4 separate regions of the Mus musculus genome follow, and all the other regions are linked to region 2. The links are chromatin loops, found by intact Hi-C in ENCODE. Cell type or tissue: heart. All regions are shown on one strand.

Region 1 (8,000 bases), 89 kb before region 2:
TCATCCTCTTGTGCTGTCTCCTGTCTATGTTCCCTGTCCTCTGACTCTGGGACAAATTCATCTCCTTTGGGCTCAGAACTTGGTCTTAGGGCTCCTGAGCTGATACTTTTCCTTTCACTTTGTACCTAAATCATGTTTTGTTTTGTTTTGTTTTGTTTTGTTTTGTTTTGTTTTTCTTTTTAGGAGTCAAGAAGAATTTAAATACCACATTGTAATTTGTGTAAATTTTGTACATTTGGGTATATGAGGCATTTACTGAGTATTGACACTGTGTGGAAGACAGTGTTTAATCTGGCTTTTGATAAAGTTATAGAACTCAGTCTCACTCACTCCCTGAGCACCCCTGTAGTTTCCATCCCAGGCACCTGGTCACCCTAGTGTAGCTCCTTCTCTCATCCTTCTAAGCCTATCCTGAAACTGTGTATAATAGAGCAGACTGATAATGTATTCAGATTAGTGGACTATGGGGAAATACTTAACATCTGTAGGTGGTCAAAGCCAGGGGGCCCATGGGGGCTGTGGATCCTGGTATTCATTAATTCTTTCTAACAAGTAGAGTTGCCTAGCCAGTCAGCCTTGAACATGAATATTTTGAGCAAGAGGATATGACTTTATTGCAGGAAGACAGCTGTACAGGAACAGCTCATTAAAATGAGTTTGATGGGCAGGAAGGAGAACTCGAGCTATTCCCCACAGCAAAGCAAGAATCTAAGTGCAGAAAATGATGAGATATGCAGAGCTCAGGATCCTGACTACCCATGTACTCCAGAACTGTCAGCTTACGCAGAGCTTAAGGTGCCTGAATGATGTTAGTGACAAGACAGCTCCCAAACTCATTCACTCAGGAAGCATGCACAGGTGTGCAGGCTGGGCGTTTAGTACAAGCACACAGTGGGAATGATGCATCAGAAACAGAGCTCAGGAAGAAACAATACCACCTCTACCTCTCCCCTGGTACTGGCTCTGATTCGGGCTCCTGCAGGAAATTTTCCCTATCTGACCAGTGTTCATTGAGTCTACTGCTCAGAATTTATAAATCCAGTCTATCTTTTTATTTTAAACAAAACATCTTTCATTTATTTAACTAAAGTTTTTATTGCATTTATTTATTTATTTATTTATTTATTTATTATGTGTGCCATGATGCACATGTGAAGGGCAGAACTATGGGTATCCATTCTGCCTTTCTGCCATGTAGGTCTCAGGTCTTGAATGTTGGTCAACAGTCTTGGCAGCCAACATTTTACCTGCTGAGTGATCTTACCTGTCACCACCTTCTGTTGCATTTAATTATAAATCATTCTTAAAGTAGTAGCTGCTATAGTTTGATTATGAAATGTTTCTCATAGGCTCGTGTGTTGAAAACTTGGTCTGAGCTAGTAGCACTGGTTTAAACAGGACTTTAAGAGGTGGGGCCTATTGGAGGAAGGAGGCCAATGGGATTGTGCTTTTGAAGGTTAAACTCGTTCTCAGTCTCCACCTCACTTCCTGTCTACCATGAAGTATGCAGTCTTCTCCACACACCTCTATGCCATTGTATACGATAAGGGTTTTACCAACACAAGAACGTCTTGGCAGGCAGGAGCCAAGGAATACCACAAAGTCACACCGCCAAACAAACCTCACACAAACAAAAGTTTTACTTGGGAAAAACACAGAATGGTGGCTGTGTCTGACCAAGAACCTAGACAGCAGAGGGTTGGGTTGTGGAGTTTTATAGGATTTTTTTGGAGCATGCCCAGTGAGCTAGAATGAAACTAGAGCTGCCCAACATTGTTTCAATGTTAATGCTGAGTCATGGAAGGTGGGATGTCAGCAGCAGGGTGCTCTTCCCTTGGACCTTTCTATACTCTTTGGCCCCCTTTTTTATCACTGATAACTAATCAGGGGTTTGGAAAGAGGACAATGTTATTATTAAACCACTTCCTGCTGTATGAAGGCATTGAAGTCCACGGGCAAGCTTGACTGTCAACATCTGGGTACCATCAGGATTGGCAGGCCTCTGGTTCTATAGAAAGAAGCTGTAATAACAACTGATTAAATGTTTGGTTAGAATCTTTAAAATTTGTTGTTGAAAGAAATCTAGATAAGAAATTTATAAAGCAGGGTACTATTAGTAGGAAAAGAGGGGAAAGGGTTAAGAAAAGCAGTATCCAACTCCAGTGGCCAGGGACATGGAGCTGTTCCTTTCTTCTTTGGAGATCTGTCTGGAGTTGTTGGATCTTGTCTTTTACTGGACTAAATTAGTTGACAGAGAAGCAGCATTCCTCCCTGAAGAGCAGGCAAGGCTGTCCTTCTCTAATGTTAGCTCTTAGATAATTCTCACCAGTTTTCTCCAGTGGTTTACATAGAAACAAAACGTTTTCTTAAAGCCTCACAATTACTTCCCTCTCCTGCAAAGCAGGCTGAGTACCTTATCTTACTGTAGAACTATTTCAACTAATGACTCTATCTGTCAATAGATTTTCATCTATTTGGGTTTAACAAGTACCTTTCCCAGTATACCAATAGGTACTATAGGTTACCATTTTGTCCCCTAAGCCAGGGAGTTTCCTTTTGACCTAACACTCCAGCCTTTTGTTGATAAGGGGCAACATGCCTTTTCTGTAACTACTTTTTGATGAAATTAGGACACCTTCATCAGGGTCCAGGAAGGCTAGGAGAGGATTCAAGTAACAGGGCGTTGATCAAAAACTTCTGGTTCACTGATCCACCTGAAGAGACAAGGGGGCAGTCACATCAACTTTCAGCAAGTCCAGAGCTCTCAGCCATTTCAAGCAGTTTGTAGTCCACAGCTAATTCCTGGACGGCGTTTGTCACCCACATGGAAATCTGATGAAACAGATACAAACTAAGGACAGAAGTAATGTATAGAAACTTTAAAAAAAATCATACATTTGGAACTTTCAGATCCATAGTCCTAGAAGCTGGGGGAGGAGAGGAGGCCCCAGAGCAGTGGGGAGAGGTATCCTACCCCAGGAATAGGCAGCTGCGGAAACTTAGGCTGTGCTTATCTGGAGTCCATTTGGCCTGTGAGAGGTGGATCCAAGTCTTACAACTCCCTTGACTCCCTGAAGCTTGCATGAGATTTTGTTTACAAGAAGTTATAAACGTTTTATCTACATTGTAGAAAAAGTAGCTAACAAGTGTCACACCTTCAAGTCATAGCAAAAACTTTATGTTGAAAGCAGGAAGATTTTTTTTTTCTCTGTCCAGATAGCTGGACATATAGATTGGATAGAAGTATTAATAGCATGATGAGAAGTACCATTAAGTCTATATTTAAAAGACAACCAGAGGAAATTTACCATCTTGAGCTTCTGACTGATAAAAGTACTTAGTGTTTTATCAGGTTATTGGAATTCTAAGCACTTTCACCTATGCAGAAAACAATGGGGAAGACAAAACGAGAGCTTACAATTTTTTTTCATTTATTTAACAATTATCATTTAACTGACTGTTTTTGTCAGCAAGAGTTCTGTGTTTGTAACACAGCTTTCAGTTCAGTGCTTGAGAACTAATGTTTCCCATCATGCCAGTGTCATGTATTACTCCCATCATGCCAATGTCATGTATTATTCCCATCATGCCAATGTCATGTATTATTCCTAACCTCCGAAGAATGACAATCTTTTGATATTTTAAATGGCAATATTTCCAAGTTATAACCTGGTGCTTAACTGAAAGGCTGTTTTCACCCAATACACGTAGATTCAAGCTCTAATGAACAGGAATCGATCTCTCCATTCTCATTGTGTACAGAAGGACTTGGATCCTCCATATTCATCATGTACTAATTTAACTTCTGTATCTGATAAATAATACTTCAGGGAAAAAAAAAACTCTGAATCTTCAAAATAGATGGTAAAGAAATCGAAAACGTTTTTCATTCTCTTAGTCTGTTGTGCCTTTACAACATAATTTACATACCTTACAATACCAGCTTTCACATCCTCAGACACTTCCTTTAGATCCTCTGAACTTAAGTTTTCACATCCTCAGACCTTCATCACTGATCCTTAGTCCCTCAGAACATAGAGCTTTCACATTTTCCATCTAACCATTACGGGAGACATGACTGATTGTTACTGACAGCGGTCATTGCAAAGCATGGTCTTTAAATCCTGTTTTCTTAGTTTCCTCTCCTTTCTCTGTCATAGCCTGACTTGGGACAAAGATTTTGGAAGAAACCTTTAAATAAACATGACTGGATCTAGAGGAAAGGGAAATCATAACCCAATTCCAGAACCAGTTTTCCAATAAGGTGGAACAGCATAAAACAGCTTTAATATTATCTACACTCAAATGGCATTTGAATCCCTAATAAGCTGAATCCAGTGATCAGAAAACTCAGGTGTAAATTCTAAGCCCTAGCCATCAAAGCAGCCATGGCAAGAAGCATTAGCAGTTGTGCCTGGCACCTGACAACAGCTGGAAAAGCAAAAACAAAACCAATAAACACAGAACTCAGAAAGCCCACATGCTCAAGGGAAACCATTCAGAAACAAAACAGGGTGACCTCTATCATTCATTCATTCATTCATTCAACTGAGCCTGACCCATTTCTGGTTCCATTCCCATGTTTGGCACTAGACTTAGACACACCAGAAAACACAGAGCTATCTGCTCACACTAACAGACAGACAAACTTGCCAGACAACCAGAACTAAGCAGGTGAGCAACATCTTGCTTTTTCCCCAGAACAGGGTTCTGAAGTGAATGATGAGAGGGGGTGATGTCTGACAGCTAGAGGGAATCTGGGTATTCCATACTCAGGGATAAGTCTGGGAAGCCAGCAAGGGAAAGCTATTTCAGATGATGCAATTTGGAAGAGAAAGTGGAAGAGAATGGACAACATGCCTGAGATCAAGTGGATGGGGGAAGTGAAAACAATACTCACTCCTACTTTGGTTAGGAGATCTCTCCCCAACAAGGAGATGGAACAGGTTGGTACTACTAGAAAAGAGTGGTGTCTTAGTTCGGGTTTCCATTGATGTGAGGACACACCATGGCCAAGGAACTCTTATAAAGGACAACATTTAATTGGGATTGGCTTACAGGTTCGGTTCATTATAATCATGGCAGAAAACATGGCAGTGTCCAGACAGGCATGGCACAGGAGGAGCTGAGAGTTCTACATCATGTTCTGAAGGCAAGCAGGAAAAGACTGTCTTGCAAGCAACTAGGAGGAGGGTCTCAAAGTCCAGCCCCACAGTGACACACTTCCTCCACTAAGGCCACACCTGCAAATAGTATCACTCCCTATGGGCCAAGTGTATTCAGACCATCACAAGTAGGAAAAGGGATATCCCTAAAGATACAGCTAAATGGTGAGTTTGGTAAGATTAGAAAGGCTACATAAACTATCCTACACTAACAATAGGGAAATGAGGAGGGTGGGTCCCCAAAATTCCAGTTGTGACTCCAGTTGTCTACAGAGAAGGAGATGTGTTGCCCTGATACCATGATGACTAACTGGGGCTCCCTGTAGAAGTGGTCAGGCCAAGAGAGCCCAGGCCCCCATTAGTCACCCATGCCCAGACCTAAGAAGTCGGCTAGAGGGTGTTTTAAGACTTATGTCTCCATGCTGCAAGGGACATGAAGGCAGTCTCCAGTCCAATGTCCATTTTCATGGAACATGGGACATGGCACAAGATGACTTACAAGGGCTTGGGCAGGCCTAGGCCCAATGACCATCCTGACCACATTTGAAGCAGCAATCCAAAGTTTCTTGGGCTCTGAGAGGTAAAGCAGGCCACACAGTTACTCTGGACAGCTGATAGTCCTTAGCCAACATTAGTTTTTTTTTTTTTTTTTTTTTCAAGCTTTCTCATCTTTCCCGTTGTATACCTTGGAGGCCACAGCTAAAACTTCTGTCTGTGAATTCAGGCATTTAAGGTTAACCCTAACATCAGGAAAACTCAGGGAGAAGAGAGAAGTAGGCCATAAAAAGTTGTCTCCCATCTGAAGTCTTAGGATCCAGGCAGGTGTATTGTAGGAGGGCATTTATAAGGTGCTCCAGGACTAGGATACGTTTTTGCATTTGTCCTGGATTACCTCTTAGGTTTTTTTTCATAATTTACTGCTTTTTGGGAAGCCTAGGAGCCAAGTTATAAACTGATCTCTAGCTAAAATCTCCCCCTGGCATATTGTAGTTCCATTCAGGATCCCAGCTGGGGACTGCCTCAGCCCTGATCAGGTAGCAGCATTCATCTGGTGGATTTCATCTGCATGTACTCTAGTCTGGTTCCAAACTCACCAGCACTCCTCAGGGAGAAGGTTGTTGGTGAAAATCATATAAATGTCATGGAAGGTGAGGTTGTAAGATTGGGTGATATAATGGAATTCTTTAATAAAGGTGGAGGAATGAGCAGTATAAGTTCTTGTATGCTAGGGTCATCAGTGTGCACCACCAGGCCTAGTTGTTTCTTTATTTTGACACCTAAGCTGGATTTAAACTCTTGATCCTTCTGCCTCTGCCTCCAAAGTGCTGGAATTACTGCTATGATCACCATCCATACCTTGTAGAGAATATTTGAAAGTAAATACTGAAAGTATTGATTTCATCCCATGACATTTACATTTCTGTTTAAATGATCTTCTGTTTCTATTAAAAAGAAATTTTGAAAACTTGAAATTTGTGTGTTTTGACCAGGTTTGCAAGTCTCTTTATAAATTTGCCTGTCCTCTGAGCAGTAGTTCTTCAGGTCTGGCCCTCTGCTGAAAAGTGTCCTAAGGGTTGCCTATCAAACCCAAAACTTCTTCAATGCCTGGAAGAAATCAACTTATCAATAAATGCCTCCAGGCTCTGCCAACCCAAGTATTTTTAAACTGAAACCAATGGGTTTCATAGTTTACAGAAGTGAGAGATTGTGGCAATTCAGGATTTTAACAATTTGGTTCTTATGAACACTGAAATGTCTCTAATGCACAAGTCCAGATGCTAGTAGTTAAAATTTCTACAATGTGAGGCAAAGATGCTCATTATCAGTGCTGCTTGATTTGATCCTGTTATTTAATAGCTGTTCTTCTTTCATTAATAGGAATAGATTACTGTTGATTTTGCATCATCATTAACAACTTAGTTATTTTTTACCCCCATAGGTGTAGTAATAATTATTTTTAGGCAATAATTTTTCAAAACTAGACTTTGATATGTATGTAGTGCACTTGACTGAGTCCTCACACCCCTATTGCTGAAGCAGGTGTGTGCTTATTTCCCCCATAATTTTCTCCTGGGAGAACATTCCATTGCCAGTATGTGCAGTACATGGTTTTAATAGGCAAATTGCTTAAATATTATCAAGGTAAATCCAATGCAATCATCGTATTATTTCATGTCTACATTATATCTTAGTCTTAATTAAAAGAAAAAAAAAAGGCTGAAGAGATGGCTCAGTAGTTAAGAGCATTGGCTGCTCCACCAGAGGACCCAGTTTTCCAAAAACCATGTGATGTCTCTTTAGGTGTGTAGCCATCTTTAGGTCCAGTTCCAGGAGATCTATTGCTGTCCTCTGACCTCCAAGGGCAGCAGGCAGACATGTGCTATACATACATTCAGACAACGCTCTCATATAAGTCAATATGGGACTCAGGAGATGGGTTAAATTAAATGTTTGCCTGTCAAGTGTGAGGACCTGAATTTGGATCTTCCAAAACCCACTTAAAAAGCTTGGTATGGTGTTGCAGGATTTTCTGTTCAATCACATTAGATCAGTGGTAGGCCTGTGATTGGACAGGAAAAAGGAGGTGGAGCTAGGAGTTGGGGAGAGAAATAGAGAGGTAAGAGGAGAAGAAGGAGAAACCTATATGTAGGCAGCCGGACAGGAAGACGATCCTGATCCTGCGTGGTTTTAGACAGCCACGAGTAGCTAGGTTTTTCACAAGGTTAGAAAAATTGGGTTAAAGCTTTATCTTTATCAACTGGCTCAGAAATTATTGTATCTTGTAAATTGTGATCTTATTGTTATATAAATCTGATTGGATAATTAAGTTTTAAG
Region 2 (8,000 bases):
TTAATGGCAGGTCCCCATGCTTGCACGGCAAGCGCTTTACTCACTGAGCCATCTCCCCAATGCATTCAGCAGATTCTTTAAGATATTTATCCTTGATTTACTCAAAAACTGCTCATGGAACAGCAAATACCTTCCACCCCTTGAGCCAGGCCCCGTGGGACAAGAGACTTGTGTCACCAGTATAATTCAGCTGTTCCCAGCTCTTCCCATTTCCATGCAAGGAAGGTCATAGAGCTTATTTGGGACCAGAACAATGTGACATGCTTCTGGGCTGGATTATGGGGTAGACTGAGTGATACCTGAGCCACTTTCTTGAGAGCAGTGATTCCATAAGACCAAGTTTGAGCAAGCCTCTATCAGTTTAGGGCCTGAGCAACTACAGCGAGCCTGGCCTTTCTATTCTGCAAGCCCAGGAAAGAAATGGTCGGGCACTGGTATGTTGAATATTCCTCACTACAGCAAAATCAATAACACCTCAGTACTTTAAAATGAGTGAGAAGAAACCTACAAAAGTCTACCTGTCCCCATCTGCTTTCTAAATCAGGTGACACAGGAATGTAGACATTATTTTGAACTTGATGCACAGCTGACTGCTGAACAAGAAGGTCCAGGTAGAATAGTCATAAAGAAATGAAAAGAAAATGGCCTCCCTACATTGGTGGAGCCTCAGCAGCCATGGAAATCCAACTGAAGAGTTCAATGTCTGTAAAGAAAAGGCTACTTCTGACCCAGCCCAGACATTTGGGGAATTCAGAACATTCTAGAGAAAACGACAATCAAGCAGAGGTTGTGTGAGCCTCCTCAGACGTGCAGGCCTTCTCAGTCACTTCCAAGTAAGACCTGCATTTCTTTGTCTCCCTATAATCTCTTTGAGGGTGATTCATGACCGTTGTCTCTATCCATCACTTACCCCTTGGCACCTTGCACAGAATCCGTATTTCTGTTAAGTACACAAAAGCGTCTGCAGGGTGAACAAGTAAACACTGGACTCAAAGGTCAGCTATGCCAGCCTAGAGCTAAGCCCACCTCCCGAGACCCCAGGAAGAAGATGATGTAAAGAAGATGACCCCAGGGAGCTGATGTAAATCAACATTTCATTATGAGTTATCACAGCACATGATGAAAAATTACAATAAAATCTAATACTACACTATAGCTATCTTTGTTCTTGGACATGCAATTACATGTGCAGGCAGCTATTTTTCTATGTGGAAAATTGTGTGTGAGGGTTTTTTTTTTTCCTATTAAAAAGCCACACCCTTGATTCTATTGCATTATTACATTCCCTATTATTCCATCACGTGGTTTTTCTTCTTGCTGTAATCCAGGACACACCCAGAATTACTGCTGACAGAAAAATCACCTGTCAACATACCTTCATCCTAACACCATGTTGGTAATCTTGTCTCTGCAAAGCAGTAGCCTTTGTTTTAGCTAGAACAAAATGACTGCCCCACTTCTAATGGTTTTCCAAGCTTTCAGTAGAAGGGTCAACGTTGGTGTCACTCCTGGTTTTAAAGCCACCTTTAGAAGCAAAACTATCCTAGAACAGAATGACAAACATCTTAAGCTCTTTAATTAGTTTTAGAGGGATTTTCGAGAAAAACTGTAAAGAGCATCCACTCTGGTCCTTGATGCTGTTATACTGCAAAAGAGGTCTCAGGAGCCAATGGTCCTCAACAATCTGACCTCCCTATAAGGAAAGCCTGGATCTAGCCCATGCTCCAGCCCATGGGATGCTAAAAGCTCTGGATTCTAGGAAGGCATGCCAGTGCTGAAATGTGTGTCCTGGTACATCTGAAGGTGAGTTTTCAATGAATTCTATCATGATAGGCCAGAGTTTTAGGGAAAGAACCAAAATCTAAAGGAAAAAAATGGAGAAAGAGAGGATAATGATTTGTGTCTATATAAAGGGAAACATAACTAAAGCTCTGTCTCTTCTATGTTCGTTCTGCTCCTACCCAGCAGCCCTCTCTGCTACCTGCCAGTAATTTAGCATCAGCCTGCCCTGATACTTTGGCAATGAAAAGATGGGAGAGAAACAGTCCTTCTTCCTCAGAAGGCCACTGCATGTGACCAATGCCCGAACTGAGCACTGGTCAAATATCTTATGAGCTTTATGATTATTAACTTTCCCACAATATCTTTAATTAGAAGACATCTCCACTTTACACAAAACACTGTCTTATCCAAACCCATATTTATGTACAACTGTCTGTGTACTGACAGCATCAAAATTCACACCATCCAGTGGAACTAATACAGGTCCAATATAAGTGGCTCCCAGTGACCTCTCCAAAAGGAAAGGATGAAGTCATTTGCAATGTTGGTGGAACAAGACATTCGAGTGAAGTCCCAAAGGTAGGACAGACTTTTTTTGCTTGCTTGGGTGGCCCCTACTCCCTCACAAATACAAATGCTGTGAAAGCAGAAACACCCAGGCAGCCCTGTGTCAGCGCTGTGGGCCCAAATGACCCAGAGACACCCAGGCAGTTACCCAGATCATTGGGGTTACCTGAATCTGTCACGCGTCCCTTTCACCCCCTTCTGCGTGTTGACATCAAGTGGAAACAGTAAGCGTTTGGGAGACAAGAGGCTGACAAGCAGGAAGCGCGATTGAGACCCAGCTTTGTTCAGCCTGCAGTGAAATACATGCAGTAATAGTTAGATACTCCCAGCACAGACAGAAATCCAAGCACCCTCCGAGACCACTGGAACACGAGTAGGCGTCCCGAGAGGATGAGAATGGGGGGTAGAAGACTGGTAAAACAGGGAAGGGTCATTAAGGCTCTCCTGGATAAATAATCACCTCCTGGCTCCTCTGCAGTCTACGCCCCCCCTGCCGCGCCCCCAAGTTATCCCGCGGTAAAGCGGCTACCATCAACCGTAATGCCTCAGAAATATAGGAGTCAGGATGGAGAATACCATCATCTTTTTAAGGCAAAATGCTAGCAAAATACACGAGTTAAGCCCACACAGCTAGCAATGCGGGGCATGTAGTCGCCTGCCCAGACAAACACACACACACACACACACACACACACACACACACAATCAGGGATGCATCTGAGAGTATCCTTTCGTTGCCTGGCCACCACCTCAAGTCACTGTCTCTGTTTTGTCAATTACCCTACTGTTTCCAAATCTATGCAGCACTCCCCCACCACACCCCCACGGTAGGCGGGATCCCAAACCAACACTGTGGAGAAGCTCCCCACAAGTCCTGCCGGCTTTGTCCTGCTGCTGTCCTTCCAGAAGCAAGCGCCCCAGGCCCGTGGGTCCGCACAAAAGACCCCCAGAATCTGGCCCTCCATTCGGCCCCCTTTTCCAATAATGGCTTGGGGGCAACTTCTAGCTAGGAATCGGGAGTAGGAAGGCAGGACAGGACTGGAGGGGACGACCCAGGGCTTGAGAATGCTGGGGGGGGGGGGGGGGCACGGCAGGGATGTGCGCGCACCTCAAGGGCGCGTGCGGCGCGTGCATGAGGCGAGCTCCCGGGACCAGAGCTCCAGGGGGCATCCCAGGACTCCGAGGAACCAGAGTCAGCTGCCATGACCCCATCGCGCTCCCAACTCAAAGCAAAGCCCGAGGAAAACCCAACTCCCGGGACCACCTCCTCGAGAGACGCCTCTCCAGCTCCGCACTCCTTTAACCAAACAAACCACCCCAATCATAGTCCAGGAAGAACCTCCAGTTATATCTCAGGCTACCGTTGCCCTTTCCCGCTTTCTCCTAGGCACAGCCTTCCACGCGAGTCCCCTCTGCACCCGGGACCTGGGAGCACACTGAACAGGAAAACAAACCGAAACTCACTGACCTCTCTCAGCAGCAGGCTCGGCTCTGTTACGCCGCCGGCGGCTGCAGCAACGTCGGAAGCATCCCGGGGGTCCGCACTGCCCGCTGCGCTCTGCTAGACGAGCGCTGAGGGCCGGCTGCTGCCTGCTCCTCCCGCCGCAGGTTGCGGGGCAGCGCGGGCAGAGTGGCGGCAGCGCCTCCCGCAGCCCAGCCCTGCTCGTCTCTCCTTTGGCTTCAGGCGGCGCCCTCCACCTGCCCGGCTGTCCTCCGCCTCCACGATCGGACACCCGCCGCCAGGCACCGGACACTGAGCGGAAGCTTTTGGTGTCACCCCCAGAGACCCAAGCACTGAAGGGAGCGGGAGGCTGAGTGAGCTCTGCTCCGCGGACCGCCCCTCCCCGGCGGCTCCACCCCCTCCCGCACTCCACCCGGCAGCTTGGCCGGCACGTCCGACTGTCTGTCTGTCGGTCGGTCCCCAGTGGCCAACCTCTTGGTGTGGGTGGGGAAGCAGGGACGCGCCCTCTACCCACCGTAGACCAGCGAGCACCTGGACCGAGCACGGAAGGAGGACCTGAACGGTATCAGGTGTGACCTAGAGGCCGAGCACCACAGGCTAGAACGACTGGGACTGGCCAAGGTGGTGACCCAGCTGCGGCTCTGGACTCAAGACCACAGGGGAGAGGGAGGAGTCTAGGCTATTGCCTTTCCCCTGGGTTCTTTTTGGCTGCCCCTGAAAGTTCACTAACCCAACAAGGGCAGGAACCTGTCAGCATGGAACGGGATATGCTCCCAAAGAGCCCCACAGGGACACCTCACACCTCAACCTCCTGTGTAAAGGAAGCTCACAGGAGAGGTGAACAGGAAGGAGCCTAGAGGGTCTACTAAGTTTACCCTATTGCCCACCTTAAAACCCAACTTCAGGCTCAGAGGTAAAGTGCTTGCTTGCCTAGGGTGCATGAATCTGGATTTATCCTCTGTACTCCTAAACAGAAACAAAGCCCTTACCTTTGGGATATGCTTTTAATGTCATGTAACCCCAGGAGAATCTAAAGATAAGGTCTCTTCCTGCTTTTTCACTTAACATATAGTGGAGAAAAGGGGAGATAGGTGTCCCCTGCTGGTCTGGGGCACCATGCCTGAGTTCTGGGGCCTTTTGGGATCCATTCTATTAAGAAACTGAAAACTGACCTGAGTTATGTCTCCTCATCTCTGTGGTTCAGCTAAAGGAGCTCTGTTAATGCACAGAGCAAATGGCTTCTTCTAGACTTCAGGTACTGGGCTCCCTTCATGGGTCCTATGTTCCTTCTTACACAGCAGTGGTTCTCAACCTTCCTAATACCGTGACCCTTTAACACAGTTGCTCATGTTATGGTGACCCCCCCAGCCATAAAATTGTTTTTGTTGCTAACTTCATATAGCAACATTAGCTACTGTTACAAATCAGAATGCAACTATCTGTGTTTTCCAATGGTCTTTTGTGACCCCTGAAGGGGTTGTGACCCACAGGTTGAGAACTGCTGTTGTTCCAGAAGTCCTGAGACCCATGATGGCTCTGTATGAGCTAATGAATCCGTGTTGGCAGCTGGTCCTACTTGCTTTGTCCCACGTGTACAACTTGTGAATTGGTGTTCCAATCAGGCTATTAACACATCGGGAGGCGGGGGCGCGGGGGGGGGGGCGGGGGGGGGACCTGCATCCGGGAGACCCACAAAGCTTGCAGTCTCTGGATCCCAGTAGGAGCTCTGCTTCCTCCAGTCACCAGGCAGACTCTTGCTCCATTGTTCCCTTATCACCTCTACAGCACCCACAGAGGCTCTGCATGCATGTCTTAGGAACCTAAGGTTACTTTGCAAGAATATCTTTAACTTCACCATCAATGTGGGGGTGGGATTAGCCCAGTGGAGGTTGTACAGACCTCCTGCAGAGGCAGAAGGATCTCTGTAAGTTCGAGGCCAGCTTGATCTACAGAGCAAGTTCTAGACAATCAGGGCTACATAGAAAAACCCTGTCTCAAAAAAATAATTTTTTTTAATAAAAAAATTAAAAAGGCCTTTTGGAGGCAGAGTCTCATACATGTAGCCTAGGCTAAGCTGGAATTTATCAGGCAGCACAGACCATTCTGGTACTCCTCCTGCCTCATTTTCCTAAGAACTGGAATTCCTAGTTTTTAGTTATATTTTATTTAGGGAGAGGGGTGCACACCGGTGACAGTATAGGTATGGAGGACAGGTTGCACTTTCAAGACTCCGTTCTCCCCTTCCCCATGAGACTGCACTCAGATCATCAATCTAGGATCAGGCAATCTAGGACAGGCATCTTATTCACTGAGCCATGTTGTGGACTCTGGAAAAAAATAATAATGAGAAACTAGGCAAGGTATTAACAACTCAGATGTTGGTCAGGGACTTGAAATAAAGAAGGTGATTCATAACACCCCAACATTTTACCAGCAGAGCTTAGCCCAGAAATATTATTATGCATGAGTGCCTCTCAAGATTGCTTTTAGGAAAGCAATTTCAGGATTCAGTAATTATTCTAAAATGTTTCAAACTGCCCCCCCCCAGTTGCTTTCTAGACAATTCTTTGAAGTGAGAAATGCAAGAATTCAGCATGTAGAAGGTTAACACCTCCAACTCTATTCATTTCCACTGGCTGGGATTTTAATTCACAGAGCATCATGGGTGTTCTGCCTTCTGTCCAGTCTTGTAAAGCTGTCACACAGAGAAGGTTAATTAACTGGGGCAGGCTGCAATGGGGCAGTTCCTAAGACACACTGGAGGTCAGAATCTGGACAGGTAGCTACGGTCTAAGTCAGGGCAAGAACCGGCAGAACGTGTTGTAACAAATTCATCTGTGGGGCACCCAGGAGCAGAGCAGCTAGGACCAGTCTGAGTTTCGAAGTACAAGCTGGCAAAGTCCTGCCAGAGAAGCTGCTGTTGTTCTTACAACCCACTGTGCATGTGTGTGAAAGAGAAGCAAGTGAGCACCTGAGGTCTGGAAGAGCCAGGTTAAAGACAGGTGCACAGACCTGCAGACAAGATAAAGATACCAATGCTGGATCTAGGGAGCTTCTTGGTTGGTGAAATGCTCCCTGTGCAGATATAAGGACCTGTGTTTCATTGCCCAAAATGCACAAGAAAAGGCCAGTGTGGCTGTGTGCCCTTCGGATCCTATGTAATTGTAGCACTATGGAGATGGAGGCAGGCAGGTCTCTGGGGTTAGCTGGGGACCCAGGCTATCTGAATCAGTGAGCTCCTTCACTCAGCCAATGAAGAGACACAGTTTTATAAATCAGCTTGGATGGCACCTGAGGAACAACACTTGAGGTTAACCTTTGGCCTCAGCACATATATGTGCACATGGTCCAAATATTGATGCCTTCAAAAAGCCAATAGTCATTAAATATGGACCGTGTTTCAAGAGGGTTAGGATGCAGGGTGGGGTGGGAAACCACTCGTCTAAGTTCCTGCAGTTACAGAACTCACTTTCCAGTTAAAATTTCTTTTCATAATAAAAGGAATTACATGTGAGACCATGAAAGAAATGAGAGGGGAAAGGACGATGAAGGGTGTGTGTGTGTGTGTGTGTGTGTGTGTGTGTGTGTGTGTGTGTGGTGTGTATGTTGAGGGAAACCTTAGGCCAGAGAAGTCTCACTCACAGGGAGCTTTTGGAACTAAGATTTCAATACCATGATGAACCATACAATGCCAAGGGAAAGTGGAAGAACCATTCTGAGTATCAGCAGGAGGAGAGAGAAGGTGTGCACTTGGCAATGGATCAGGCCAGTCAGCCCTACAACACTGAAGGATGCTGCATCGCCTAAGTTTGGTAAAGGGCAGAACTAAATTCTTAGCTTTGTACCTGTAGCGTGGAGTAGAGATGCTCCACAAGTGTTTATTGAGCAGAGCACGACATCTCTGGGAACCTAGGGTGGAGCTAAGATCAATTAGATGGCCAGGCAAAGCTTCTATCAGGATGACACCTGCATAGAAGAATGTGATGCAGATGTAGAACATAGATCACTTTGTGATCTCCTTCCTGGTCTTTGAGGGCAAGGATCATCTCTCAACTTGTACCATCAGCAACTTATCCAACAAGGAGGGACAGGGATAGGAAGGAGTCAAGGAAGAAGAAAGAGGAAGGAGGATGAGGAACTAGACCAGCCCTGTCCTGTGCTCTCACGCTTGCACGCCCAAATACCTGCA
Region 3 (8,000 bases), 370 kb before region 2:
CAATTAAGGCAAATTATTATTCCATACCTAACTTAAAAAGAGTCAGAAAGTACAGTTTCTTCAAGAAACTTTATTCAAGAAGGGAAGGAGAACCAGCAATACTGATGAATACAAACTAGCCATGTTTGCTTTACGCTTTTAGAAATTTAGAATAGTGAAATTCTAGTTCGTGTGAAACATGCTCAGAAACTCTTCTGCTAATGGTATTAGTTTCTTGTTGGTTTGGATGTTTTCTATTATTTATGTTTTCCTAGAAGGACCTCACTATGTAGCCCTGGCTGGCCTAGAACTTTCTGTAGTCCTCCTGGCCTCAGCCCCCTGTCTCAGCTTCCGGATTATAGGCATGTACCACCATATCCAGCTTGGTTTTGGTTTTTGAGTTACTTCTTATGTACCCCACCATACCTCTCAAATTGTTCATCTGCTGAAATGATCACAACATTGAAAAAAATCTGCTTTATAACTCAAAGCCATTCCAGGTACCTTAAAGACATGAATTTAAACTTCTTAAATCTAAATATATATGTGTGTGTGTGTGTATATATATATATATATATATGTGTGTGTGTATATATATATATATATGTGTGTGTGTGTGTATATATATATATATATATATGTGTGTGTGTATATATATAAATATATATATATGTGTGTGTGTGTGTATATATATATATATATATATATGTGTGTGTGTGTGTATATATATATATATATATATGTGTGTGTGTATATATATATATAAATATATATGTGTGTGTGTGTGTATATATATATACATACATACATACAGTTTTTTGGCAAATATCAACATCACTACACCTTCCCACACAATGAGTTTTGGGGAACACATCTCACCATTTAGCTAAATAAGGATTACATTCTACTACACAGAAGTATTTAGTCAGCTATAATACGAAGTTCAAATAGCTACAGGAGATGATTTTCCAGTGTTCTCATTATGGAGAAATGAGAGGTGTTTAAGAGAGTGGATAGGCTGGGGCTATGGTTTAGTCAGTAATGCTTACCATGCAAACATGAGGACCTGAGCTCAGATGCCTACCACACTTGTAAAAGCCGGGTGTGACCGTGCATGTCTCTGAGCTTAGCTCTGAGTTTAGGGAAACTGGTGGGTGGGTCTCCAAAACTCACTGACTGATCTGTGTAAACTGGAGGTGAGATGTCCAGGTTCAGTGAAAGACACTGTCTCAAAAAAGAGGAAAAATGAAGAGCAGAGCAAGGAAAACACCCCACATGGACTTCTGGGCTCCACACACATGTGATCATACGTGTGCTCACAAACTTATACACACAAATAAAAACCTCACATACAAAAGGGCAGGGCTTGCCTACATGCCCCAAGTTGATCATTATATAATGAAAAAAAAAAAAAAAAAAAACTGAGACAGCCCCCTATACCTCATAAAGGTTATGAGTACCTCTTAATTAAAATTTTCACTCTTTAAACGGAAAGAAAAATAATAACTTTTACCAAGGCTGAAAAGATGACTCAGCAGTTAAGAGTACTTGCTGCTCTTCCAGGGGAAAGTTTCAATTCCAAGTACCCAGAGGACAGTTCACAGTCATCTGTAAGTCTAGTAGATAAAGATACAACACCCTCGTCTGGCCTCTGCAGGGACCAGGCATACAAGTGGGTATACAAATATGCATGTAGGCAAAACACCATGTGCATAAAATAGAACTTAAAAATTGAAAGAATATAATTCACCAGATTCATATTAACTGTCTAAACTCAGCCCATGGGCCAGGAGAAGTTCCAAGCTGTGTCCTGTAAGCACGGATTCACATAAGCTTCTGCAAATTAGCCGGTTCCGCGGGAACGCGGGAACTTGGTGAAGCCAAGTGAGAGGCACAAAAGAAAATATCAAAAGACAGGAGTTCCAGCCCAAACAGCGAAAATAAACACTCCTGGGCAGCCTCGTGGGCTCCTGGGCTCTCCTTTGCTGGAGGCAGAAAACTGGCACAGGCCTTGAGAAGCTGCTGCGCAGGAGCAAACAGGGGCCACAGATCACCAACCACTGTTCATTTCTGTCAAGTGTTCCCAGGGAACATTTGTTAGATCTGAAGGCTGTCAGTTTGCCCTGGGCACTTTATGTCACAAAGGGTAAGACAGCCTCTCACAAAAGAGCTTCTCTCCTAGGCCTCGGGGTTTTGCCTGAAAGCAAATGAAAAGCTTGATTTTCAAACCTAAGTGCTGAGCCAAACCAATAGACATGGCTGCGGCAGTGCACGCCTTATAACTTTTCTCCTTCTCCTTCCCTGCCCCTGCCTCCCTGCTTCCTTCAATCCAAGAATTTCTCTTTTTCTCATTTTTTTTTTTCATTCCTAAATGCTTTACTCCTTCAGATAATACTGCTCGGATTCTGACCCGGAGGTCCGGCTTCCGACAGCAGGAGCAGAGCGTCTTCTACCTGCCCATCCTCATCGCAGACAGCGGCCAGCCCGTCCTCAGCAGCACCGGCACGCTTACCATTCAAGTGTGCAGCTGCAATGACGATGGCCACGTCATGTCCTGCAGCCCAGAGGCCTATCTGCTCCCAGTCAGCTTGAGTCGGGGTGCCCTCATCGCCATCCTGGCCTGCATCTTTGTCCTCTTAGGTGAGTTAGCGGCTCCTTTTTTTTTTGGCGGGGGGGGGGGGGGGGGAGTCCACAGGCTTTGAGACATGAGCAGTTAACCCCCTATCTCAGCTACTCAGAACTGGCTTCTTCCAAGCTTACTTCAAAAGGTGGTAGAGTGAAGCTTGGAGAAAAGTTCAGAAGATGAAGACAGTCTCTTCCCTCAAGGCATCTTTGGCAAGGTTAAAACACATAGGTTTATCAAGTATCGATTGCAGACCTGAACACCATACTAGGCACTGTGATTAGACGACAGACACACTCTGTCCTCCATAGTTTATTTCAGATGATACAAGTTCACACTGACATGACAAAATTACATGGAAGAGGATATGATCATCACTTCTTTAAATCCATCTCAGGTAAGTAACAGCTAAATCACAGAGGTTCAGCCACAAGCCAAAAGCCAAGCATCAGAGGCAGAGCCAGGACCCGCATGCGGGCACCGGGCACCCTTCCTCGTGCGCACATGCTACACATAGCTGAGTGTTCCTGAAAGGAAAGAGATGCGGGCCTGAGGAGAGGTACTACAGCAATGCAGCAAATCGGACGGTCAGCACGGCCCTCACAGAAAAGTAGAACTCTGAGCTGAGACCTGAAAGAAGCAGCAGTGGGAACCGCAGGGTTCTGAGAATGAGCTGTCTGTGGCCCACAAGTCCTCTCAGGCACTGTGAACATCTAACAAACAGCAGTAAAGGAAAAGAGCCTGGTTGTGTCTGCTGAGGAACAACGTGGGGTGATAACAGACTATGGGGGAGCCTTCCCTCTTCTTTCAGCCCCCAGCTCTCTGGTGCCCACAGGCTTCTAACTAGACACTCAGAAGCAACACCTAAGTCACCTCTGGAAACCCAGAAAACATCTACGTGAGCATCTCACCTCCACGCTGCTACTGAGTTAAACCTGTTCCACATTCATCTTCCTTAGAGAAAAGCAGATGCAAGAGACAACACTATTATTCTATATATGTGAAACCTCACAGCATCTGTGTCGATACACTGCAACTCCAGCATTAACAGGATGAGGCAGGAGGACTACCTCAAGCTTGAGGCCATCCTGGCCTACAGAACAAGTTCTAGACCAGTCTAGAAACCCTTGGCTGCATGATGAGACCACATCTCAATAAATAAATAAATAATAAGAGAGAAGACAAAATTTCAGTAACTTTCTACAGGGAAGAATATAAAGCACTAGGAATTTAAATTATAATCCTCATGCTCCCTTGATCTCTAGTTAACCTAAACACCAAGTGACTGAGCGCCACACCAGATAAAGAAATCCATTGCTGAAAATATCAGCATTGCACTGACTTTCTAAATAGGCATTCGGAATACACTTCTCAAAATACATTTTAAAACATGATGTAAGCTTTCATTGTATTTTGAGTGTTCTGTCTTACGTTACAATTAAGGAATATAAATAACCTTCCAGGCTACCTATACCAAGTAAAATCCACCTGCAATTCCTAAAGTGTCCATAAGGTGGCAATAGGAGACCTTGGGTGCAGAACAAGGAAAGCTGTTTTTCTCATCTGCTCTGCTTTGGGGAGAAATTTCTAGGTTGGCTATCCTTACCTCTATCTTTGAAGAATGCTGTAAGATTTATCGTGGAATCACGATGAGCCATCTCACAAAGAGCCATCACTACAGAGAGACTGATTTAAAGAGATAACTTAGTTTGTAAACCAAGACCTTTATTTAAAAAAAAAAAAAACAAAAACAAAAACAAAAACAAAAACAAAAACTCACAGAATAAGAAGTTCCCAGAAGCTGAGGTGTCCCAGGTGTGTCACACATGCCCACTTACTTCTAAGAGCGCACAACCCAGATCACACAATTCTAACATTTATGCTGCAGTTGACTTGTACACACACACACAAAGGTGGGCAATTAGACATGTTCATCTGGGCAATATTTACTGTGGTGGGGGTGGGTTCATGTACCCAGCTCCTAGAAAACCTTGTGGCTTGTCCACAGAACCTAGAGAACATTCAGAGCAAGCCTTCCCAGCACTGATGCTTTTTTCTCAGAACCTGGACTTTCTTCACCTGAACCTATAATCCCAAAACCTGATTTTTAAAGCATAACTTAATGCTCATTATTTATAACATTGTATCTAAAAAATAAGACAGGTATCAATCTTTCATTTTCAAGAGATGACTAGTTCTATGCACTTCCTAATCCCACACACCCATCAGTTTTCTCTCCAGCACACATGCAGGGACTTGGATGGGTTGCGGGTGGTGTAGTTCATTAAAAATAGAATTTTTTGCATATAATACATTTTGACTATATTTCCCCTCCCATCTACTCCTCTCAGTTCTTCCCCCAACTCCCATCTCATCCAGATCCACTTTTTCTGTCTCACAGTAGAAAATGAGCTTTAGGAAATAATAATAAAATATAATAAGATAAAAAATTGGAATACAATAAAACAAACAAGAGGAACAGAACCCAAGAAAAGGCAGGAAAAAAACAGATATATACATAAAGACAGGCCTATTCCCACACCCAGATTACCCATTAAAAACACAAAATGGAAGCCATAATTTAAACTCAAGTGGTCAGGAGGTAATATCAGACAAATAGACAGACAGAAAGACAGACAGACAGATGTTCACACAGAGAGACAAAATAGAAAATAAAATTTAAAAGAGAATATTTTTTCAAAAAGGAAAACGCCTTGACATGACCTTGTAAGACAAAGAACCTTCATAGATGCTGTTAAGTTCGTTTTCTCTTGGCCGTGTCCTGCTGGGCATGTGACCTACGCATGAGAATAGATTGTTTCCCCAGGGAGACTGCCTTGCAGAAAATAAAATTTTCATTTGTCATTGGTTAACAGTTGCAGATTGCTTCTGGGTTGGAGATGGAGGCTTATATCCACTTCTTTCAGCATTAGGACTCTTAACTAATGGGTGGGATCCCATGCAGGCCCTGTGCGTGCGTGCGTGCGTGCGTGCGTGCGTGCGTGCGTGCGTGCGTGCGTGCGTCCTCCCTCTGTCTCTGTGAGTGCATATGAACTTTGGTAGTATTGATTTAGACGGGCTTGTTTTCTTGATGTCCTCCATCCCCTGTGGCTCTTACACTTTCTGCCTACTCTTCTTCCAAGTTCCTCCAGGCCTGTGAAGAGGAATTTGGTAAATCCCATTTAGAGCTAAGTATTCCAAGGTCTCTCACTCTCTGCATATTGCCTGACAATGGGTCTCTGTATTGGTTCACATCTGCTGCAGGAAGCAGCTTCACTAATGATGGCTGAGGCAAGGCACTGACCTATGAGTAGAGCAGAACATCTTTAGGATATGTTTTACTGCTACGTTCTTTTAATAGAACAGTAGCGTTTGGTTTTACCGTAGGTCACTGGGTTATCTATCTAGTCTCCGGTTCTTAGTCACTTAGTCACTGTTAGGTTTGGGCTCCCTCTCATGGAGTAGGTCTTAGGTTACATAAGATATTGGAGGATTATTTCTACAAGTTTTGTGCCACCATTGCACTAGCATATCTAGCAGGAAGGACATAAATTGTAGAGTGAAGAGTTGGTGTTTACTTTTTTCCTTTGGTATCACACAGAGCACCTTCTATACAAATGGCATTTAGCACATAAGGGCAGAGGCTCTGTGTAGCCACTAAGATCTGTGAAGAAATTATGTTGGAATTTTGATGGTGATTGTACGGAATCTATAGATTGCTTTTGGTCAGATGGCCATTTTTACTATATTAACTCTATCCGTGAGCACAGGAGATCTTTCCATCTTCTGCTGTCTTCTTCAGTTTCTTTCTTCAGTAACTTAATATATTTATCATACAAGTCTTTTACTTGTTTGGTTACAGTTACCCAGAAAATATTTTATATTACATAAGCCTTCTGTGAAATGTGCAGTTTCTTTGATTTCTTTCTCAGTCCGTTTGTCATCTATGTATAGAAAGGCTACGAATTTTTGTGAGTTAATTTTATATCCAGCTACATTGCTGAAAGGGCTTCTCAGCTGTAGAAGTTTCGTGGTGGAATTCTTAGGTGTGTGTGTGTGTGTGTGTGTGTGTGTGTAAAATCATATCGTTTGCAAACAAAGATACTGTGACTTCTTCCATTCTAATTTATATACTCGTAATCTCTTTCAGTTATCTTATTGCTCAAGTTAAGACTATCTTGAGTAGGTATGTAGAAACAGAACACTTTTGTGTTGTCCCTGATTTTAGTGGAATTGCTTTGAGTTTCTTTCCATTTATTTTTATGTGGGCTATGAGAGAGCTGCAAATCACCTTTATTATAAAGTATGACTCTTGTATCCCTAATCAGTCCAGGACTTTTTATCATGAAGGGGTGTTGATCTTTGTCAGAGGCCTTTTCTAAATCTAATGAGATGGTCATATCGCTTTCGTCTTTCAGGTTTGTACATATGGTGCATACCATTGATTTACGCGTATGCTGAACCACCCCTGAAAGCCAGCTCAGCTGTGGTGGATGATCATTTTGATATGTGTTTGGACTCAGTTTGCAAGTATTTTACTGAGAAGTTTTGCATCTATGTTCATAAGAGAAATTGATCTGTAATTCTTTGGTCTTTATGTGGTTTGAGGTCAGGGTAACTATGGCCTTGTAAAACTAATTAGGTATCGTTTCTTCTGTGTCCATTTTGTGCAATAATTTGAGGAGTATTGACCTTAGCTCTTTTTGGAAAGTCTTGTAGAATTTTACACTAAAATCACCTGGCTTTGGGCTTTTTGTAGTTTGTAGGTTTTTAGATATTATTTTTATTTCAATAATGGTTACAGTTCTGTTTAAACTTCTTATCAGATCTTGGTTTAACTTTGGTACGTGGTACAAGTCAAGAAAATTATGGCCGGGTGTGGTGGCATACACCTTTAATCCCAACACTTGAAAGGCAGAGGCAGGCAAATTTCTGAGTTCGAGGCCAGCATGGTCTACAAAGTGAGCTCCAGGTCAGCCAGGTCTGCACAGAGAAACCCTGTCTCGAAAAAGAAAAACAAAAACAAACAAAAAATTATGTTTCTTTAAAATTTTCCAATTTGTTCAAGTACAGGTTTTTTAGGTCCATTGCTGTAGTTCTCTGCATTGCTTTTAGTGTCTGTTTTATGTCTCTCATTTCATCTCTAATTTTATTAATTTAGCTCTTTTCTGAGTCCTTCAGTTAGTTTAGATAGGGATTTGTCCATCAGGGCTTCTGGAAGAGCAGTCCATGCTCTTAACTGCTGAGCCATCTCTCCAGGCCAAGGAATTTATTTTCTGATTCAATTTATTTGGTGTTCTGTATCCTTCTTTAACCTTAGAGAAATTTTCTTCTGTGACTTTTTTTTAATGATTTTATGATTTTGTTTTTCTGTACCCATGTCCTCTGTTTCTTCTCC
Region 4 (8,000 bases), 270 kb after region 2:
TAAGAAATTAGCAATGATTAAGAAGAGATCAGTATCACTGAGGTGAAATCTTCTGAAAATTGTTTTCTGGGAGCACAAAGAAGCTGTTCCAGAGATAGCCAAGGTTGTTCCTTGTGCTGTGGCTAGACTTGGTAATATGTAAGAGTTACCCAGGTGGTACTGGTTTTGAAGGCATGAAGGTGTAATGAAGAACAGCCGAGGCTTGGCACTGTGAGAGGTCATGGAAGACCATTGGAGAAGGTGTAGCCTCAGCTGTAGTTGAAGGTCCAGGACTGAAGGGGTCATGCAAAAGAGTTTAGGCTTGGCACCATGAAGAGAGCCTATGAAAGGCTATTGGTGAAGCCTAGTTGGAGTGGAAAACCCCAGTGTATTGGAGATGTCAGTATCATGGGATGATCACCAAGAATAGCAGCCTTAGTGGAGTGGATCAACCTGAGCTTAGAGTGCTACAGAGGGCAGAGCTGGAGAAGTGATGCCAGCCCTTAGGAGGAGCCTAAAAGATCAAGTGGAATCCCAGACTCTGAAACAAGAAGCTGTAACACTGAAGTTGCCCTGGAGACTCAAAGATGTTAAAGATGTCAGAGCCATGGGATACATGCTAAGGAAAGCTGCTAACAGGGAGTGGAACCAGTCTAGGAGAAAGCAGTTTGTTGCAGTCAACAAAGATGAAAAAGGAGTGGAGATCTGAAGACCGCTTCGACATCAGCCATGGAGATGCAGAGTTTGGAATTTGCCCAGCTGGTTTCCTGTCTTTCTTTGGGGATTACAGTTAAGTGATTGGATAAATTTCAGAAGAGACCTTGAACTTTGAACTTTTAACATTGTTGAGACTGCTGTAACTATGAGGACTTTGAAAGTTGGACTAAATGCATTTTGCATTATGCTGTGTTTAAATATGCGCCCCCCCCCCATACATTCATGTGTTTGAACAAGTCTATGGGTGCAAGGGAGTGGAATGTGATGGTTTGTATATTCTTGAACCAGGGAGTGGCACCATTTGGAGGTGTGACCTGGTTGGAATAGGTGTGTCACTGTGGGTGTGGGCTTAAGACCCTAACCCTAGTTGCTTGGAAGTCAGTCTTCCACTAGCAGCCTTTGGATGAAGATGTAGAACTCTCAGCTCTGCCTGCGCCATGCCTGCCGGGATACTGTCATTCTACCATCTTGATGATAATGGACTGAACCTCTGAACCTGTAAACCAGCCCCAATTAAATGTTGACCTTGATAAGAGTAGTTCTGATCAAGTTAGTTAATGCTCATTATACAGGACACAGGAAATACTCAACATATTAAAGTAGGGGTTCATGTGTTTGTTTGCTTTTAAGGGTTTTGGAGAGGTTGTTGGGGAGCCAGGTTATGTCAGCCCACAGTTCAGTAAATAATACAGCCCTTCCTGGCAGGGAGGTCCTGGTGTCAGGAGCTTTAGGCAGCTGCTCAAGTTGTATGCAAACTCAGAAAGCAGAGACTGGTGAATCTAATGTGGTTTGAAGTTCTAAAATTTGGGCGCGTTATTTTGTATTTGGAACTTTTTCTTTGATAGGGAAGGAAGTGACTACTTTCCCATCTGTGAAACATGTTAGTATGGAGATAATGGAACAAATGGGGAAAAAACGCCTGTCTTTGCCACCAGGAGTTATCCCACCCCTATCCCCATTTCTGAGGCAAAGAACATTATGCTTGTTTGTTTTTCTAAAGGACAGTGTAATGTACACTGATGTCAAGATAAAGCATGTAAAGATTTTTTTTAATTATGCAAATTTGCTGAAGGGCATTTTTTTGCCAGATACACAAAAATTGCATTCAAAGAAACACAACTCTGGGCTGGAGAGATGGCTCAGCGGTTTAAGTGCACTGACTGCTCTTCTGAAGTTCCTGAGTTCAAATCCCAGCAACCACATGGTGGCTCACAACCATCTGTAATGGAATCCAATGCCCTCTTCTGGTGTGCCTGAAGACAGCAACAGTGTACTCACATACATAAAATAAATAAACCTTTAAAAAAAAAAAAAAAAAAAGACCTGTTATGATAGTATGCAACACTATCCTCTTGTGCCAAAACTCAGGAGCTCGAAAGGCAAGGCCAGGCCAGGCCAGGCCTTTCTCTTATCTATTTCCCCTGCTGCATACCAAGAAGAAACTAACAACCTTTCCACATAGTCATCTTAAAGGAAAATTTCTTTACTGACTACATCTTTTAATGAAAACATCATTTTAAAAGAATCAATGATTGTCAAAGCTAGCCTGGTCTACATAGTAAGTTTTAAGACAGGGCTACAAAGCAAGACCCCGTCTCAAAAGAGACCATCATCAACAAAAGAACATATAATAACATGTTATGCTTATGAGAAGACAGAAATGGGTATTCTAAACAGTCCACATAGTCCCCTAAAAGTGTTACTATCCTTTTTTATTTCATAACTATTGAAACACTGTAAAGTAAAGTGCATTTTAGAATTATCATCAATGTTGTTCATTCTTCAGGGTGAACGAGTATTTGGAGGGCAAGGAGTTTTACATGTTATTCAAAATTTTATTACAAAAAATTTTCACTTAGCCATGGTCTAATATTTTATAACAGCCATTTATTCCTTTCTAGAATATCTAGCTAGACAGAGGGAAAAGTGTTGGAGATTAGTTTTAATGCTTTGATTCAACTAGAAATCTACATTTCCAAACACTTATAGTCCTTGTCCCTAATTGGTTTTTAATCGATCAATAAAAATGCTAAAAAGGAGATGGGGAGGGACCCTTAGATTTGCAAGGGTTAGGATGCAGGAGGGAGGAGAAGCAAAATTGCCATGACTTGGGGAAGAGAGATGGATAAGACTTCGAGCTGCAGAGGGAAGATCATCTGAAGTGTAGGAGCAAAGGGAAAGCAGCCTCCAGAAGGGCTGCCCAGAAGCATGTTGGCCAGCAAAGACCAGCGGGCTTCACAGATGGTAATAGGGCAGCAAAGTTAAAGGTAGACTTAGAAGATGTTGAGCTTGGAGTACCTGAGGGAAAAGTATGGTAGCCGAGGGAGGATTAGAACTGCCAAGCCTTAGAGTAGGCAAGGCATTTCAAAAATAAGCTAATATGTGTATGTCTTTTGTTTGTGGATCCAAAGAGCTGGGTGGGTTGCTGGAAGTGTGACCTGCTGGGAGCATAAAGTGGAGTAGCAAAACTCACCACTACAGGATAGCATCTCATGAAACTAAAAGCAGAAACAAGGGCAAGAGTTATTTGTGGGCCAAGTTTCTTTCTTTAACATGACCAATGGTGCAGAATCACGCAGTCACTCATGTCTGTAAGAATGAATCATTTCCCAAGCACATATGTAACTTATGAAAGCTGTTTTTAATTTTTTTATTATATGTGAGTTGTAGCTGTCTTCAGACACTCCAGAAGAGGGAGTCAGATCTCATTACGGATGGCTGTGAGCCACCATGTGGTTGCTGGGATTTGAACTCAGGACCTTCAGAAGAGCAGTCGGGTGCTCTTACCCACTAAGCCATCTCACCAGCCCGAAAGCTGTTTTTAAAAACTGACGTCAGTTTAATGAAAAGATTGTGTGCCTTGTAAATGATCAGGAAATCAAATTGGTGACACAAAGAAAGGCTCCTCTCCAACCCAGTGTATGCATGTGATCTAAGTGAGGGCACTTCCATCTGTGTACTTCCATATGCTTTCAAGGAAACAAATATATGAAAAGGAAGTGATTAAGTTAAGAGGAAAATATATTGGGTTGTCTAAATAAAAATTTACATTTTAAGTACTTACTTCTTACATAATAAGTTTCAAAGAGAAGAGATATTCTAACTGATTGTTCTCCTGTGTCAGGTGCATAGCTCCTGCCTGCTTCTACTGCCCCAATAGCATCTTAAGAGAACCCTAAGTCTTCTTTCTTATTGCATGGCATTATTTTTTCTTCAAATTTTGTTTTGACTATTTTAGCTATGTGTGCCAGGCTGACCTTGGACTAGTAACAAGCTTCCCATTCGTTCTCTTAGCTGGATCACAGACCTGCACCACCATGCCTAGAAAAACTGAGCACTTTGGAAATACAATGTCTTTCCTCCTTTCAGGGCAGTGAGTTGAGCATTTCAAATTTCTTTTAATCATGTAGTGCCACCTGCTGGTTATGTCTTAGCATACCAACAGCATTTACAACAGCATTTACAGCATTTAGCCTTTGGTTTATTTCTATTTGTCAAAAGGAATATTTTGTAACTTTTATTCTTTTTTTTCAGACGTATTTGAAACGAAACAGGAAACTAGTTATTTAGGATAAAACAGAATATACAATTACAATAAGAACTAAGGCCGGGCGTGGTGGCACACGCCTTTAATCCCAGCACTTGGGAGGCAGAGGCAGGCGAATTTCTGAGTTCAAGGCCAGCCTGGTCTACAAAGTGAGTTCCAGGACAGCCAGGGCTATAAAGAGAAACCCTGTCTCAAAAACAAAAACAAAAACAAAAACAAAACAAAAAAAAAACAACAACAAAAAAAGGAACTAATGGGACTCTTAAAAAACACACACACACAGGACAACATCAGCAATCTTATTTTTCCTATTTTAAAAACCTCTGCTATTCCATTATCTCAGAAATTATTTCTGTTCATCAATTCTTCATAGATTATGAGATGCTCAGGTGAAAAGATGAATTCACTTCCAAGAAAAACATACTGGTGAACAATTTCTCCGGGCAAAAAGAGAATACAAAGGAAAGATATCCTCAGCCAATGGTTTGGACAAGAGACTGGGTCATTTCACTAAAAGACACATCACCACAACTTTCCCTCATCCTTTCTGTTTATGTGCCAACATTTCTTTTATTCAGCTTATAAGACAATACTGACATTCTATGTATACAAAAGTCACTAAAAAGAAGCAGATGATATGGATGTAAAATATTTATTGGATTTAATAACTAAAAAATAAAAGCATCTATTGCATTCAGATACTAGTGATCTTCTGGGGGAGGGGAGTGCGGAGGCAGGAGATATACTGAACACTAAATGCCAGACTAATACATATAGTCACTGCTCTCAAATACCTTCTTCAAAATACCTCAAGGCAAGAAAAAAGTTTTAAGGCATAAAAAATAAAGATTATTTTAAATTGTAATTTATTTTATGTCACACATAACTTCTCAAATAACAGAAAAATAATTTTCAATTTAATATTACTCCTGATTCCTGTATCTTCTAATTTCATATAATTAAATACTAAGCTAATAAATTTTTACTACAATGCTAGCTAATATCCTCATGACACTATTAACTAATAAGCATGCATATTTCTTGCTCTTTGTCTGCAGTCACAGAATTACTGCATGCACACTTTTAAGATTAGTTACATAATGTTCCAAAGTCCTATGTTTACTGTTTTCACTCAGCTTACAAACATCCTCATATAGGTGCCGATGCACTCACCACACTTTCCTCCTTACCTGCCATTAACTGGCTCATGATAAACAACGTGATTCTTATCTAACCTACCTCCTATTGATAAATACAATAATAATTTCTCTGCATATTATCTCAGAATACACTGTCAAAAGTAAACCATTCGGTACAGTTTGAGTATATGTAGTACAAAACCACACTACAAAGTAGTTAAGAGTACAAGAAACTATGGAGACAGTCTGTCTGGTTTCAGATTAGAATTAGGGTTAGAAATCTAAGAAGTCATTTTGTTGTGCCTCATTTTAATGGGAAAATAATAGGAACTGCTTCATAGAGTAAGGGAATAACCTATTTTAATATATGTAAAATCACAAAATATTTAAAAACTAGTAAATAAATGCTCAACAAATATGAAGTCAATATTTTCATAACAACCACCTATGCATTCTCTTTTGATGAATTTTTAGGCATAATTTTCCATTTTATTAAGGTGATATTTTTTCCCATTGCTGTATAAAAAGTTTTGTTTATTGAGGAAGGAAGGTGGCATAGAGGTGAGGCACAGAGGTCAATCTAGGATGCCTTCTTTTGTCTTTTTTTCTTTGAGACAAGGTCTCTCACTGGAAGAACTCTGAAAAATACCTGGTTAGCACATCCCTGTCTGCAACTCCACAATGCTGAGAGTACAATATAAACCACCACAACCAGCTTTTTTTTCGTTTTTCTAACATAGGCTTTGGAAATCTAACTCAGAGCCTCAGACTTAGACACTAAGCACTCAATTGCCTAAACTATTTCCCTAACCTGATATATAAGGTTCTCATAAATTATAATGCTTGTTACATAGTTTATGTTTTCTCCAAATCTGAGAATAATAATCTTTATGGTTTATTTTATGTAGTATAATATTTAGTTCAGAGATAATCAAGCTGTTTTTTCCTTATTCCTTATATTTTGCTTTATGAGTTTTACACTTTTGCTTTTTTAAAAAAACATTTTTTCATTTTTAATTAATGTCAAATTTATGATTGAAGTAAGGTAGGGAACCTGGTCATATTTTTTTCAAGGCAAAGGTAATGTGTTATGCGTAAGCCTTCTCCCCACACATCTGAAATGTAATCTGTAATCAAAACCAAGTATCACATAGATAGCAACCTCTTTATGTACTAGCAAATCAGTGAGTAATCACAGGCTAGACTTGTACCATTACTGCCTTGTAAGTAGTTTAGGATGCATTTACTGTCTAGTAAGGAAAGTCTCTTTGTCCCGTTCTTCCTCAGTATTAATTAAGCTATTCTTGAAATTTTTCTCTATATAAAGTTTAAAAAACATTTTAAACTACATGAAAAATTATTATTTTATATTTAGTAACTATTTTAGACAGTGTTATTATTGTATGATAGCTAACATTATTAGTCAATATTTATTTATATTTTATTATGGCCAAAGTAAATTTTGGATCTTTTCCCACAATACACGTTTTCTATTAGGTTTTACTTTGCTATGAATGGTATCTTTTATCCTGTTGCATATTCTACTTGACTAGTACCAAATATTACAAATCTGTTTTTTGAATTTCTTCCTTTAGATGACAGCCTCAGATGCTGCTGCTCAGACAGTCTCAAACTCATGACCATGAACAATATATTTATGCAGTGTGTGTAAAAATCTAACAAACAAAATACCTCTTGATAATTTTGAGGTTTTTTTGTTTTGGCTTTTTTTTTTTTTAAATCCTGCGGGGAGTTGTTTGTTTTGAATTTTGGGGATGTTGTTTTTTTAGAGAGAGAGAAAGAACAAGAAGTTAGGTGGGTAAGGAGGTGGGAAGAATCTAGGAGAAGTTGGGGGAAAGTAAAGAATATAATCAAAATACAAAGTGCAAGAAACAAAAATGTCAATCAAGCAGAACTACATAATGATAATGCGAAAATACCCTTCTAGTTTCTTTGTTTACCAATCCAGAGGGACCAAGCACCTTGACCTGCTTGCTTTAACTCTTCTATTAGCTTTCCCCACATGCATTCTTAACATTAAGTCATGATTCATCACCCAACACACTTTCTGTTGGTGATGTCTTTAGACCTCCTCTCCTCAGTCGGGTCAACGCACTATTTTTTCTGTTAGCTCTTGTTACTGCCATAATCCACGGCTACATGTCTATGGTATTCACTCAGTAGGCAGGACCTTCTCTGTTCTAGTTTATGACTTCAGTAGGATCACCACATATATGTTTCCTCTCCCCTCTGCCTTCCAATTATTGACTGTACTATATATTGTCAAGGGTAGTAACATTTCCATCCTGTTCTGTACTTCTAATGAATTCTTCCCTGTTTTCCCAAAAGATTGCCTCTAAATTCTGAAAACGAATATTAACATGAATCTGACTAACATTTAAATGCTGTTCACTAGCTAGCAAAGTTATGTGCTATATTTTCTCATCTATCCCATCAGGTCTTGATCCATGTGGTAATGGAGAATTACTTGCCTAATACTCACACTCCCAGCAACTATTCACAATCATGCCACAGCTAAGGTGTTGTTTTGTCAATATTTCCTGTTGTGGCCCTTTCTTAGCATTCTCCTCATTCTGCTACTTTAATCTTATGTCTTT

What was found. Peaks named below come from ENCODE experiments on the same cell type or tissue, not always from the same donor. Only the 100,000 strongest peaks of a DNase experiment are listed, where the experiment ranks them.
Region 1: a loop joins it to region 2, with 1.9 times the contacts of the local background. A loop is called at or near these places in 2 of 42 quality-filtered maps.
Region 3: a loop joins it to region 2, with 7 times the contacts of the local background. A loop is called at or near these places in 17 of 42 quality-filtered maps.
Region 4: it touches region 2 in a loop (2.2-fold over the local background); 6 of 42 quality-filtered maps call a loop at or near these places.

What each region holds. Positions count from the first base shown.
Region 1 is chr1:105,263,079-105,271,078 of GRCm38, forward strand. No RefSeq gene overlaps it. Among named protein-coding and RNA genes, the nearest start is that of Gm17634, 89 kb to the right of the region's middle. In heart, no CTCF peak of the experiment used is centred here; no DNase peak of the experiment used is centred here.
Region 2 is chr1:105,352,526-105,360,525 of GRCm38, forward strand. Rnf152 (ring finger protein 152) reads right to left here and starts at 4,185. Exons shown (of 3, transcript NM_178779.4): 1 at 3,818-4,185; 2 at 2,516-2,638. Gm17634 (predicted gene, 17634) reads left to right here and starts at 3,482. Exons shown (of 2, transcript NR_151540.1): 1 at 3,482-4,380. In heart, a CTCF peak has its summit at 4,041; DNase peaks (open chromatin) are centred at 3,186, 3,586, 3,786 and 4,176; H3K4me3 peaks cover 2,269 bases; H3K27ac peaks cover 1,273 bases; H3K27me3 peaks cover 871 bases.
Region 3 is chr1:104,982,304-104,990,303 of GRCm38, forward strand. It overlaps Cdh20 (cadherin 20), which reads left to right. Exons shown (of 12, transcript NM_011800.5): 11 at 2,368-2,619. Among named protein-coding and RNA genes, the nearest start is that of Gm29012, 130 kb to the right of the region's middle. In heart, no CTCF peak of the experiment used is centred here; no DNase peak of the experiment used is centred here.
Region 4 is chr1:105,626,608-105,634,607 of GRCm38, forward strand. All of the region lies in intron 14 of Pign (phosphatidylinositol glycan anchor biosynthesis, class N), which reads right to left. Among named protein-coding and RNA genes, the nearest start is that of Pign, 33 kb to the right of the region's middle. In heart, a CTCF peak has its summit at 4,125 (motif pointing left); no DNase peak of the experiment used is centred here.